Regions from separate parts of the Homo sapiens genome. Here region 1 is linked to region 2. A link is an interaction called in ENCODE POLR2A ChIA-PET data of the cell type or tissue named here. Cell type or tissue: PC-3. All regions are shown on one strand. Each heading gives the region's core, and the rest is flanking DNA. Links, peaks and the distances in the headings are about the cores only. Region 1 has its middle 27 kb from the start of JMJD1C. Region 2 overlaps JMJD1C (jumonji domain containing 1C).

What was found. Peaks named below come from ENCODE experiments on the same cell type or tissue, not always from the same donor. Only the 100,000 strongest peaks of a DNase experiment are listed, where the experiment ranks them.
Region 1: POLR2A ChIA-PET joins it to region 2 with 5 read pairs; 4 of 35 experiments call an interaction of 5 or more read pairs at or near these places.

The regions. Positions count from the first base shown.
Region 1 is chr10:63,491,313-63,494,127 of GRCh38, forward strand. It overlaps a transcript of JMJD1C not described here. Among named protein-coding and RNA genes, the nearest start is that of JMJD1C, 27 kb to the left of the region's middle. In PC-3, for the core only: no CTCF peak of the experiment used is centred there; DNase peaks (open chromatin) are centred at 469 and 1,109; H3K4me3 peaks cover 415 bases; H3K27ac peaks cover 2,500 bases.
Region 2 is chr10:63,357,581-63,360,395 of GRCh38, forward strand. All of the region lies in intron 2 of JMJD1C (jumonji domain containing 1C), which reads right to left. Among named protein-coding and RNA genes, the nearest start is that of MIR1296, 14 kb to the right of the region's middle. In PC-3, for the core only: no CTCF peak of the experiment used is centred there; no DNase peak of the experiment used is centred there.

The DNA.
Region 1 (2,815 bases), core at 149-2,648, 130 kb after region 2:
ATTCAAAATAATTTCATGGGGTATCTTAATATTTACATGTAATATTTTAATATAAAACAATTAGTATTCAATAAGATATTACATAAAGACCCACAATTTTATTTTATAGTAAGATGGAATCTGCACCAGTAACTCTTGATCCCCCTTCCTTTCTTGCATAATGACTCGCATAAGGCAGTCAGCTTACTTGTGGACTGTTTTAAATAAAAAGAAAATGAAGAAAAGGAAAATCTTCCTCCTCTTTCCTTTCTATCTCCTAAGAAGGTGGATAAGAGTATAAAATACTACCCAAGCCTATCTTTAAGAGCCCTTCTTTATTGTGTCTGAAAATTTGCTTTGGAGTATGAAATTTTAATTATGCCTTGGTATTGCTCAATTTCATACTGTTATGACACAATCCCTCCTAGTTCTTCCCATAACAGCTTATAGCTACAACCCCCCTCCAGGGAAAAAGCAGGTTTGGGCTCCTCACTCTTTCCAGACAAACAAGGCAACTTTCAGAGAGCTTTCTAAGCAGTTGAATCAGATAGCTACTACAACACTTCTAGTGGAGTCCCAAGAGGAAATTTTCTTGCCAACTTCAGAAACAGCTATTTGTCAGCACAAAACAGAATTCATTCTAAACTAAGAGGGGCAGAGCGGGGGGAATGCAACCTAGCAGAAATTCCTTTTCCTTACAGAGAAACTTTTCCTTTAAACAACATATAGAGTAAATTATAACTTTTTCTTTCTTCTTTCTCTCTCTCTCTTTCGAGACTTTGTCACCCAGGCTGGAGTAAAGCGTGATCTCGGCTCTCTGCACCCTCGACCTCCTGGGCTCAAGGGATCCTCCCGCCTCAGCCCCGGAAGCAGCTGGGACTACAGGCCCATGCCACCATGCCTGGATAATTTTTTGTATTTTTTGTAGAGACAGTGTTTCACCATGTTGCCCAGGCTGGCACTTTTTCTTTCAAAGTCAAGCGGAAACTCCAAATAAAAAGATTCCTTCTGATATGAACAAAGTTTGATGAAATTAATCATGGGAAGAAAAATTTTAGCCTACAATAAAGATTTAAAAGATTATAAAGAAATGGCCAGGCACAGTGACTCACGCCTGTAATCCCAGCACTTTGGGAGGCCAAGGTTGGTGGATCACTTGAGGTCAGGGGTTTAAGACCAGCCTGGCCAACATGACAAAACCCTGTCTCTAATAAAAATACAAAAATTAGCTGGGCGTGGTGGCGTGGTGGCGTGGGCCTGTAGTCACAGCTACTCGGGACTCTGAGGCATGAGAACCACCTGAACCCAGGAGACAGAGGTGGCAGTAAGCCAAGATTGCGAACACTGCACTCCAGCCTGGCTGACAGAGTGAGGCTCTGTCTCAAAACAATATAAAATAAAATAAAATAAAAATAAAAGATTATTTTTAAAAAGCACATTAATAAAAATAATCACTAAAAATATAAGAAAAAGGGAAAAGAAAACAAATTACACTTTTTAATATGCCAATCTCAAAGTGGCAAGTTCAAAGTGTGGATGCAGGTCAAAGCAACTGAACATAATTCAGACAAATAACCCACTACAGTTTTGTCTGAATAACCCCAACATGAACTTAAAGTCTACACTCTTAGCTGTGAGGTACTAACTGAAATATGAGTCTAGATAACTGTCACATATATCTTCAAGGTAAGTATCAGGTGAAAGTGTTAGCTTAAGGGGGAGAAATAGAAGGATGATTTTCAATTGCCTGAATTTCTTTCTTTCTTTCCGTTTCTCTCCTATGTTAACCTTTCCATTATCTTTTTTCAACACCATTCGTAATTCAAGCAAAATCACTGAGTATGGAGACTTAACAAAATAATGTATTCATAGCAAAAAGATATTCCTACAATCTAAATCAACATATATGTAAGAATCACAGGCTATTTTTAAGTAGATGGGAACAAAACTGTTATTTCTTTTTTTTTTTTTTTTTTTTTTTTTTTTTGAGATGGAGTTTCACTCTTGTTGCCCAGGCTGGAGTGCAGTGGCATGATCTAGGCTCACTGAAACCTCCACCTCCTTGGTTCAAGCGATTCTCCTGCCTCTGCCTCATGACTCCTGCCTCCGCCTCATGAGTAGCTGCGATTATAGGCGTCAGCCACCACGCCCTGCTAATTTTTGTATTTTTAATAGAGACAGGGTTTCACCATGTTGTCTAGGCTAGTCTCAAACTCCTGACCTCAGGTGAACCGCCTGACTTGGCCTCCCAAAGTGCTGGGATTACAGGCGTGAGCCACCACCCCCAGCCTAATTCATATTTTTATAATAAAATTTTAAATCTGTTAATTACAGGCGTGAGCCACCACACCCGGCTAATTCCTAATTTTTGAAAGTACATATTATTAGATAATAAATTCAACAGCACCTAAAACAGAAGCATAAATGTTCTCTTTTTGAACATAAATTAATTTAGGGATTAGCCATTTTCACAGAGCAGATGAGTAGCCACTTTACAAATGGAGGGAATAAACTCATATAAAGTTAGAAAGGAACTGGGAAAATAACAAAGCTCTCAAATAACTCTAAGAATGTTTTCTTTCCAATCCAGATCTCTGATCACATTTTTTAAAAAGAAGGAAAAAAATAAAAACAAAGAGAGAGAGAAACCATGGAGTCTTTTCTTCCCGTAGCTGGCAGGAAGTAGGGTATATGATTTCTATGTAGCCTGACTCAGAATACTTTTCAAAGTTTGGAAAGTTGGGCCTGGTGGCTCATGCCTATAATCCCAGCACTTTGGAAGGCCGAGGCGGGCGGATCACCTGAGGTCAGGAGATCGAGACCAGCCTGACCAACA
Region 2 (2,815 bases), core at 264-2,763:
CAGGTATGAGCCACCAAGCCCGGCATAAATGTGCTTTAAAAGAGTATCAAAAGATATTTGTATTTATTTTTCATAAAACTCTTCACAATTGCAGTTACCTATTTGTGTCAGACGGCAGAGATTCACAGTATCTACATAATGCTTAGCCAACAGTAAGTATTCAAATATATTTATTGAATGAATGAAATTATCTCCCAACACAGATAGGATGCTGTGTTTAAAATGTCAAAAGACACAGACAGACAGACACACACACACACACACACACACACACACACACACACACAGAGACAAACTCCTTACATAAAAAAGCAAGCACTTTTAGTACCCAAAACAGACTTCCCCTGCCAGCCCCCAAGAACTAAATAAAAAAAAAAAAAACCTCTCAAATTAGAACACATGTAGACGTGGCAACTGTATTTCTGGACAGGAGAAAAATGGAATCAACACCCTTCATATTTAAATGGCTTGCTGTTCTTGGCTGTTTTGAATTACAATAATGAAAAAGTGAAAATCCCAAGTAATTCCAAGTATAACAAAAGAGATGAATAGATATAGGAAATACTTATAATGGAAAGGTCAAGGAATCAAGAAATGATTCCAAACTATCATCTATTTTAGGATACGAAAATTTTTTCACAGATTATAACCAAATAAAACTCACTATGGCTTAAGAAATAGGCAAAACCAGAAAAGTTCTACAACATCATAGAAATCCTGAGAAATCTAAACATTCTGTTAAATTCTAGTAAATGGCAACTAATTGTCATGTTTGGATAAAACAATGAAATATGACATAACAATTTAAGAAATGGGGTAAAAAAAAAAAATCTGAAGATAGATACGGTGGTGTGTACCTGTCGTCCCAGCTACTCACAAGGCAGAGGCCAGGAGTTCTAGTCCAGCCTGGGCAATATAGCAAGATCCTGTCTCTTTAATACGATATAATTAAGATATATCATATATTAGGGTTAGAATAGGGGAAAAACGGAAAAAAGAAAAAATTATGAAAACTCAGTAATATGGTTTTTATTAGGATTTAGATCCTAATAAAATCACAACAAAAACAAGATTTTAAAACAGAAAAAAAGCTGTATAAAAGTTTGAACATATGGCAGTAGAAGAGTGGGGTGGGGTCCCCAGGTAAGTTTCAACGTTAATAGAAGAGAATGCAATACCTCCATAACCCAGGGGCTGTTAAAGGCAGTCTGGAAAGGCGGCCAGTTAAAACTATCTAGTTCAAAATACTACCTTAAGTTCTACAACATACATTCACATTTAAAACAGTTTTGATTAGTAACGATCAGATTGTATCTTGTGGACCCTCCGAAAATGAAGATGACAGAAAATCTAACCATGTTGGACCTTCAAAATAATGACCTCCTTCAATTTCCACCGAAGCATGGTAATTGTGTGAATTTAAGAATATTACTACCAGATAGAAATCCATTTCATATTCTTTGAGCAGCCATACTAATGAAAGGAACACCTGTTATACTAGAATATTTGAGAACCTAAATTCCCATTTAAATTGGAGTTGTTTCATAATCCTAGTAATGTTAATTCTTAGAAAGTAACATTTTGTTTTAGTATCATCTTAGAGATTGCTATTATAATTTCTCACTATTACCTAGCCATTGGTATAACTGGCCTGGGCCATATTCATGGCTACCACCATTTCTACATTCACAACTATTTAACATTTTTCTAAGCTGTTGTGCACATTTATCATGGTAATAACCACATATTATGTTCATACATTTGTTCTGGACGTTTTACAGAGAATTTATCCTACTAACTTTCATTTTCTTAAAACACAGCAGTTTCTTCAAAAGTTAATTTTTGAAAATGTGATCTAATATTTTTATAATGACAAAACATTTTTGTAGAACTGGTTTTATTTCCCTTGTTTCTTTCTGCATTCCACATAATGTGACCAATTTACCTGAATATGACTATCCAATTTCTAACTTCTTATTACATAAAAAATTGAATTTTAATGAATACTTTTCATTACCCATGATAGGAATTTTGTGGTCTCAGTACAAGTTTTAACTTTGTTTTAATCTAGTTGAAATGTTTCTTTTCTAGCTATTGAGTTGGTCGTTTCCTCCTGTTTCATGAAATCATTTTATCAGAGTTACTAATGTCACAGAAATGCTAATCAAAATATAGTTATTGAAGAAAGTACTGAAAGTTGTTATAACTGCTCTTACAATTTAGAATTTAAACTCTTTTTTAAGGATGGCTTGGTATTGTTTCCATATGGTAACCCGGTACTTTTAGATTCAAGAGAATTAAAAAGATTGGATCTGCATATTTTCCTATCAGTCAGTGTAGCATTTAAAAATACCTTTTGTTCCTTAAAAAAAAGGTATGGAAGACCTTATCTTTTCTAAAGATAGCAGACAGAAAACAATAAGGAATACCACAGAGAAATCTTAAAATAGGGAGCAGAATGGCTTGTGTCTGTAATCCCAGCTACTTGAGAGGCTGAGGCAGGAGAATCAATAGAGGCCAACAGTTGAAGACCAGTTTGGGAAACATAGCAAGATCCCCCATCTCTTAAAAAAATTAAAGAAAAAGATTTGCCAGGCATGGTGGTGGTGCATTCTTAGAAGAATGATCCTCTCACCTCAGCCTCCCCAGTAGCCCGCTAAGTCACAGCTACTTGGGAGGCTGAGGTAGAAGCATCACTTGAGCCAAGGAGTTTGAGGTAATAAGGAGCTATAATCATGCCACTGCATTTCAGCCTGAGTGACAGTGAGACCCTGTCTCCGAATAAAAGAAATGAAATCTTAAAATGTACTTTGTT